Regions from separate parts of the Homo sapiens genome. Here region 1 is linked to region 2. The links are chromatin contacts, found by POLR2A ChIA-PET in ENCODE. All regions are on one chromosome and are shown on one strand. Each heading gives the region's core, a stretch centred on a gene start or an enhancer-like site at or near the end of the contact. The rest is flanking DNA. Distances are from core to core; before and after follow the strand shown.

The links. ChIA-PET counts read pairs that join two places held with the same protein, here RNA polymerase II (POLR2A).
Region 1: POLR2A ChIA-PET joins it to region 2 with 12 read pairs in PC-9. The contact joins the promoter of CARMIL1 here to the enhancer-like site in region 2. POLR2A ChIA-PET finds 5 or more read pairs at or near these places in 3 of 52 experiments (HEK293T, PC-9 and activated CD4-positive, alpha-beta T cell).

What each region holds. Positions count from the first base shown.
Region 1 is chr6:25,277,561-25,281,881 of GRCh38, reverse strand. It overlaps CARMIL1 (capping protein regulator and myosin 1 linker 1), which reads right to left and starts at 2,508. Exons shown (of 37, transcript NM_017640.6): 1 at 2,047-2,508. The coding sequence starts at 2,086. RefSeq lists a silencer at 2,311-2,780.
Region 2 is chr6:25,172,500-25,176,534 of GRCh38, reverse strand. No RefSeq gene overlaps it. Among named protein-coding and RNA genes, the nearest start is that of CARMIL1, 100 kb to the left of the region's middle. RefSeq lists an enhancer at 1,302-1,802. Within about 2 kb of position 2,339, at least 13 of the 41 ENCODE cell types and tissues checked have a DNase peak (open chromatin) inside an H3K27ac peak, as active enhancers do; they include PC-9, where a contact is called at or near this core.

The DNA of each region.
Region 1 (4,321 bases), core at 1,259-3,758, 110 kb before region 2:
CGGCCTCCCAAAGTGCTAGGATTACAGGGGTGAGCCACCACGCTCAGCCAAGTCTGTAACACTTTTTAAATATCTTGAGGGAATCTTAAGGGAATATATAGAGGTTTTCATGTGGTCGGTCGCCATTTTGAATTGATCAGAGCAGAACTCTTGTGAGCACTTGAATTTAGAGGAAAGCAGGTGCAGGTATTTATTCTATCCCAGCCTAACTTGACCACTGAAAGGCCCAGAAAAATCATATCGGGCATAATATGTCACTCTCTTGAAAGAGATAGGCAATACTTAATAAAAACAAAAATTCCATTTCAAGATAAAGGTCAAACTCAACTTTTAAAATATACAAACTATTCCTTTTGAGAACCATGAATAGAAACCCAGACACCTTATTTCCACTCTACCCTTCACTCTTTCTCTTGGGCCTAAGTAATTACCTACACTTTCCATTTCCAGACTTAAGGACAACTCCTTATATAAAGTAAAAATCTGCCACCCACTTTAGCCATCCTTATCCCCTGACCAGCCAGGCAAGCCCTGCCCTACACTCATTCTCAGGACCTCTGGAGGCGTCTTCAGAGCCTCTGGCGTTTGCTTGGGGTGTTGGAAAGGTCGCAGCCTCCCAGAACCGGATGTGTCACTCACTCCAGCAAAAGATGCAGACTCCACAGGGTTGGGGAGAGAGAAGAGGATCTGCTGGGATCATGATGAGAGGTGCGTGTGTGTGTGTGTGTGTGTGTGTGTGTGTGTGCGCGCGCGCACACGCGCGTGCGTCTGTGAATAATTTCATACTGTAAATTCTGGTAAAAGATCAGGTTTGTCTGTAATTCAGCAGAAGTAGGGGCTTCCATACAAACCTAGCAACAGCCTCTCTACATCAAGTTTTACCTGCTGAGTTAACAGTCACCAACGGAAGGGCATACACAAATTCCTCCAAAGTATTATTAGCTAAAAGAAACAACAGAGGGGCAAATTCCACACATGGAGATCAACGGGTGCTCAGAACTTCCTCTTGTTGTCAGCGCCGATTAAACATCATCTTTGTGAGCTGTAGGCTGTGTAGTGTGCCAAGAATGGTACAGGAGGGAATATAGGTCACTAGGGCTCAAAACACATCTGTACACAGACGCACATACCTTGTTACAGTATAACATGCTACACACATATACATGCTTAAACGCTAGGTTTTCAGAACACTCTCCCATCCTATTTCAGCTCTGCCATTTTAACCCTCCAGATAATTAAGTTAAACCCCAAGACTTAACCAGCCCCGCCCCCACCACCACCAAAAAAAAAAAAACCTCAAGGTACTCAAACAATGGGTCACCTTGCACAGCGTAACACACACGGGTTCCCTAAGAGATCCCCTATAGGGAGAATCGGTAGGTTAATCATTATTAAAATAAGGCTTTTATCATTAACCCTCTATTTCCTGGCCTGAGTCTGCGTCAGCCCTGTAACCCTTTCGCTCCCAGCTGGCTACACCAAGCCACACCTTGCCAAGCCCAGTCATTTTACCAGACTAGCGCCCACTCCCCCAAGTCTGCGTGTCAGAAGATCACCTCCCGCGGGGCATTTTCAGGAAAGCGCCTGACACGTGCCGGAGACGACCTACTGTGCGCTCGCCACCTGTCCTTCCAATAGGCTTTCCCGGACTTTCCCGAGTTTGGGGCAGTGGGCTGGGAGCTGTAAAGGGCTCCCCTCGCTTGCAGAACTCCCAAGTCTAAGATGGCCCGCCCCCTTCTTTCGCCAACCTGGATCCCCGCTTCCGGGCAAGAGGAGGTGCCCAGGGCTCACAGTCGAGACCCTCCTCCCACCCACCTCCCGAGGACTCCCGATTCCTCCCCGAAGCCTTCCCTCTCTGCACTTGGCTCTACAGGCGGTCGGATGGGAACAAACTTCCCGGCACCCCCAGTGACCCTGCCCAACACCACTCTGCCCTAAGGGGCGCCAAGACTTCTCGAGACCTGCGGGAAAGCAGAGGTGGGAAGGGAGAGAGAGGTGAGGAGTACGCAGAGGAAGGTGGAAAACCAACAACCGCGTGAATCTTACCTATCAACTCCCTGGGAACGTCAGAGCTCTCCTCGGTCATGGTTGCCCTGTAGGTGTGGGGGTTATTGCAGGTCCAACTCTGATTTATGGCCCCCTGCCCTTCCCCGAACTCCTCAATTTTTTTAGAGAGGCAGATGCAGCTTGCAAATGGAAGTGGGCAAGAAAAGGGGGGGCGGAGACAGAATTTTGCCGCGCGCCCCCCGCCCCACCAAAAAAAAAAAAAAGAGTTGCAAATGCGAGGCGGATTTGCTGCTGCTGCTACATGACGCCTCCTCGCAGTTCCCGGCGGCTGAATAAGGAGCGGACCGGATTACAAGCGGGCGCGGGGCGCGGGGCGGCTGTGGCGCCTGCTCCTCCTCCCGGCTCGCTGGTCCCCGGCGGGGCTTGGGCCGGCGTAGCTCCCGCCCAGCCTCCGCGCCGCACCTACAGCCCTAGGTGAAAGCGGAAGGCGTGGGAGAGGGCGGGGAGAGCGGCGCGGGGCGGGGGGAGTAGGTTTTCCTCGCGCTCCTGCCGGGCTCCGGCTGGGCGGGGGCAGCTCCGGCCCTCCTCCTTCTCCTCCTTCTCCTTCTCCTCTTCCTCCTGCGTTTCCTCCTCACCTCGCGAGAGCCGGCCTCCGCACCGGTGCGAGGCCGGCCTCCGGTGCCCGAGCGCTGGGTCCCCGGCGTAGGTCGCACCCCCAGGAGAGACGCTGTGCGGTGCTGCGGTGGCGGCGGCGGGCACCGCGCCCCTCCTCGCAGCCTCCCTCCCAAACCGCAAAAGCCCTGCGTCTGGAGAGGGGGCGAGCGGGCTCGCGAGAGAGCCCGGGAGCCATCTGCTGGCTGCGAGGGAGGAGAGCCGGGTGAGCCGGGCTTTCCATTTCCTTGTCCCCACTCCGGGCGGGCCAGGGGACCCAGAAGACGGGAGACGGCAGATTCTGCAGACCCGTCTACACGGAAGCTGGTTCTTTTTGGGACCCTCTTACGCACTTTTTCTTTTTCAACCCTCCCGGTGACATGTCACTTCATCATCGCTATTCTTCATTTCTGATGAGCTAGACGAAACCTGTGAACACTAATCATACCGTGAGAAGACACTTGTGTGTGTGCGTTCAGCTGGTGCTCTGCAGCCGCAGTTCGCTATCTCAGACATTCCCGTTGAGAGCGCCTTGGAAAATGCCTTTCACTCGGAAAAGTCTCTTTTATCCTCGGGGCATATTCAGGAAGCTGAGCTTTAATCACTGGAGCCTATGTAAGCCTGCGGATAGGTCTGATCCTACCTGGGCCCAAACTCCCTATGACTTCCCTGAGCTCCATCCCCAGAGGTTCAACTTCAGGGCCAAGAATACTTTGTGCCTCAATCGCTGCTTTTTAGCCTAGGGCTGGGAATGTCCCAGACTGTCTAATCAGGTTCTGCTTTTAAAGGACAGAAAAGGAGGAAAGGAAAGGGAATCCATGCACTTGGCAATCTAATTTTAAACACTGCTGTTGACCTTGGACCCCTTAGAATCATCTTCAGCCCCACAGCCAGGCCTTACCACTAAGGATTTGCCAACCTGGCCCCTTCCCACCCTCCTTAACCTCTCCCACTCCCTTCTCTATTACAACCAGACTCACTGTTTGCTTCCTCCTTCCTCTTAAGGTTATCTGATTCTTATCTATGTTTTCAAACCCATCCCAATGGTCTACCTTCTTTGTGAATATTTTCCAGGGATTTTCAGATTACTGTGATCCCTAAGCCTCTACAATATGTATTGCCTGAAACACTTTTCTAAACCCAACCATATGGTGTCGTGTTTCATTGCTTGTGTATTTGTCTGGTTTTACTATCTAACTCTTGCATTGTCCCCTGAGTTTGGATTTTTTCTGCCCAACTAGACTGTAGGTGAGTTGAAAGTGGGAATTTATCTTAGACTTTTGAACTTCTTCAACAGCCTAGTTCAAAATAGGTGTTCAATAAACATTTGTTAACTGATTTTAGAGCTTTGGACCTCAGGCCTCCAACCATTTGTTTCAAAAGTGGGCAATTTCTTTAAGCTAGACATTTCCTTAATGCATTAAATATATTTTTTCTGCAGTAAATGGAAATTAACATCTCAAACTGTCTTTCATTCAACCTGGTGTGTTAAAGAGGACTTTTCTGGCACATACCAATGAAGTTTCAGAAATGCCCTGAAGTTTCCAAACCATGTGATAACTTGTGAAAATAAGAACAAAAGTTTGTCTTTTTTTTTTTTTTCCTGTGGCCTGGGTGATGGAAAGAATAAAGGGAAGGCTGTATGGCAGTTCTGTAATTCAGT
Region 2 (4,035 bases), core at 1,090-3,589:
TAGCCAAGACTTGCTCTTTTTTGATTAATGAATTCAGGGTATATCTTTTCCCCTTTCTTTTACTTTCAATCCACCTGTGTAATTGAAGTTGAAGTGAATTTCTTATAGATAGCCTATTGTTGGAACATGTTTTTATTTTTATCCCCTCTGCAAATTTCTGTCTTTTAATTCGTGTATTTAGACCACTTACATTTAAGGGAATTGTTGATATGTTAGGGCTTATATCTGCCCCACTACTTTGTTTTCTTTTTGTTTCCTCTATTTCCTGTCCCTCTGTCTCTCTTTTTTGTACCTTCCTATGGGTTGATTGAACATGTTTCAGGATTCAATCTTAATTTATTTATTTTATGTTTTTAAGTTGTAAGAGGGAGGATCTAGGAGGAGTGGGGCTTACCATCATGGCTGGAGCTGGAAGTTGTTGAGTAATTATTTTTTATTGTCATAAAATGTACATAACACAAACTTTATCACCTTAGCCATTCTAAAGTGTGCAATCAGTGGCTGTGCAGGGAGAAACTCTCTCAAACTGTGTCTTTACTCTCACACTACAACAATCAACACAGAAGGCTTCTATGACCAAATATGTTGGGGGTTAGGGGGTTGGTTGCCACACTTCAAGCAGTGGACACCAGCCAAATGTCCTCCAATTCGATTCTTACACTATCTACCTAGAGATGGCGTCAGATCCCATGGGTTGGGTCTCAGTCCCCAAGACTGTCTCCTCTACACCAGTTGCAAGTCTGGGCCTCTGAAACTTCTGACCAACTAGCTTGAAGTTGAGATTCCCAGGAATCCCCTCTTTGGGTTTGATTAATTTTCTGGAGCAGCTCACAGAATTCAGGGAAACACTTAAATTTACTTGTTTATTATAAGGAATATTACTAAGAATACAGATGAAGAAACACATAGGGAGAGACATAGGGGAAGGGATGCAGAGTTCCATGCCCTCCCTGGGCTCCACCCTCCAGGAGCCTCCATGTGTTCAGCTATCTAGAAGCTCCCTGAACCCAGTCCTCTTGGATTTTTATGGAAACTTCGTGACATCAGCATTCCTTCCCCCAGGGTATGAGGCGAGGCCCTCATCGGGGAGACTCTTAAGACCCACAATCAGAAAGACAGGGAACATTAGAATCCTGCCTTGGGTCAGGTAAAAGGAATGCAGGAAAGAGATTATTTCCTGAGGCCTGCCCCTGAGACCTAACACACCCAGCATTATAACGAAAGACTGTAACAAGGGATGTGGGAGTTATGAACCAGGAACTAACTGTGAAGGAGAACATCATCGACTGTGCCAAACGAGCTCAGATGTCCAGGAAGGGGCTGACTAAAATGCATTATTTGAATATCATGATGCAGAAGATATATATATCTATATATCTATATAGATAGATGAAAACAAATATGTATATTTTCTATAATGTTCTATAACACAAGAAGTTTCCCAAACATTTATTTACATTGTTTGTTTATTCCCAAATATTTATATTTCCCAAATACGACAGCAGGGAGACTGAGAAATCACAAAGGACAGATGAGAGCGATGTTACTTAATGCCACAGAACAGGACATCATTTAAAGGAGTTACTCAAAGTGTTTCAGTTACTGCCATTAGGAACTCCTAAGCCCCTCGGCAGTGTGGGTGGTACGGGGTAGGTGTTGAGGTTAGCAGCACCCACAGGCTTCTCTTCACGCAGGATATGCTATATAGTGAATCGGTATCAAGACTGGAGGAAGGTAAGGGTTTCCAGAAAACCACCTTCAGGCCATGGTTTGGAGTAGTCTTATTGAAGTTTACAGAATCAAAAGTTACAGATAATTAGGAGGCATTGAAATACAGACCTGTTTTCTTTTTTCTTTCTTTCTTTTTTTTTTTTTTTTTTGAGACGGAGTCTCACTCTGTTACCCAAGCTGGAGTGCAGTGGTGAGATCTCGGCTCACTGCAACCTCTGCCTCCTGGGTTCAAGTGATTCTTCTGCCTCAGCCTCCCAAGTAGCTGGGACTACAGGCGCACCCCACCACACCTGCCTAATTTTTGTATTTTCAGTAGAGATGGGTTTCCACACATTGGCCAGGCTGGTCTCAAACTCCTGACCTCGTGATCTGCCCGCCTTGGACTCCCAAGTACTAGGATTACAGGCATGAGCCACTGTGCCCAGCTGACCCAGTTTCTACGACCAGTTTAGCCACAAAGTAGACATGTAACCAGAGGAAAGTGACTTAACCTCCTAGGGCCTCAGCTTCCCATATTACACACCCCTGGGATGAGAATGATAGGAGGTGTAGCGGGGTTGAGCTGGATAATATAAGGTTCCTTACAGCTCTAGACATTTATGATTTAACATTTTTTATGGATTGCTAATGCTGCTTTTTTTTTTGTTTTAAATGTCAAATTCTTGCATGTATAAGGCCTTGATTCTTTCAGGCCTGGGTTGTGTTGATTTATGGGCATGAGCTAATTCCAGATGACTCATTCTAGAAGTGATTGTGTAAGTATCCTTTACTTAGCTAAACATATGCAACATAAATTCATCTACTATAACATATGTTCTCTCAGAACATGCTACTGGCCAGAGTTATTAGATTTTGTTCACACCATAGATCCTGCTGTATTTTACAGCACTTCAGAATAACAATCATTCTTTTAAAACCCTTCTACACACCTTTGCTGTTTCTGTAAATACACCTGTCCTTTACAAGCATCTGGCTCTTTCTATGCATTCTTCCTCCAGAAATCATAGTATTATAGATTTGGAAAATGCTTGGCCTTCATTTTCCTGTTACAGACTGGTTTAGGTGTCCCTCTTAATTGTTCTTAATGCATTCAGTATATTCATTCATTTCTTAATTCATTAAAAATATGCACCATGCCAGGTGTTGGGGACATTGCAATGAACAAGACAGGCATGGCCCCTGCTCTCATTCAGTCATGTCTAGGGGTAAAGGTAAACCTTGGATAAGTAATAATTGGTGTGCTGACTGTTAAGAAGAACTACAGTGCTATACAAGCTGTATGATCATATTGGGCTTTAACCAATTCCTTGGGAATCAGATTTCTAGATGAAGTGGCATTTAAGTTGAAATCTGAGTAGTGAGTAGGAGTTAGCCAGGCAAAGATGAGGAGGGGGACCACTCCAAGCTGAGAGAACAGCTGAAATGAGAAAGTCCATGCAATATTTTTTTTTTTTTTTTTTTTTTTTACCATAAGAAGATCACACCGGCCAGAATGGAGAGAGGGCTGGGGAGGGTGATTTGACCTGAGTCTAGAGAGGCAGGCACAGATCAGACCAGGATGCTTATGGCAGGCCACGCTAAGGATTTTGGACTTTATCCTTATGGAAGTTGGAAATCATTAAGAGTTTAAAGAGAGATATGATCAAATCTGATATTTTAAATAAAGCTCATTTGGCTGTGATGTGGCAAGTGGGCTGGAGGGCAGGGTGGTGAGAGGAGACACAGGAAGCTCAGTTGGGACATTCCTGCTGTGGTTCAGACGAGAGCTATGTGGGCTTGGACTAGGGCAGTGTGTCTGCTTCAAGGGGAAAGGGTTTGGTGTTTTGTGGAATTTGGGGAATGAGGGAATGTTTCATGAAGCCGAAGGGGAGAGTGTTTTTAAAAGGAGGACATCATCGACTGTGCCAGATGGAGCTGAGATGTCCAGGAAGGGGCTGACTACACTAGAATGCATTATTTGAATATCATGATGTGGAAGATTTTTTGGGGGGGGGGGGCAGACTCTTGCTCTGTCACCCACACTGGAGTGCAGTGGTGTGATCTCAGCTCACTGCAACCTCTACCTCCCGGGTTCAAGTGATTCTCCTGCCTCAGCCTCCCGAGTAGCTGGGACTACAGGTGTGCACCACCACGCCTGGCTAATTTCTTGTATTTTTAGTAGAGATGGGGTTTTGTCATGTTGGCCAGCCTGGTCTCGAACTCCTGGACTCAAGTGATCCGCCCACTTTGGCCTCCCAAAGTGCTGGGATTAGATGTGAGCCACCGCACCCACCCAGAAAGATATTTTTGACCTCAGGAAGAATG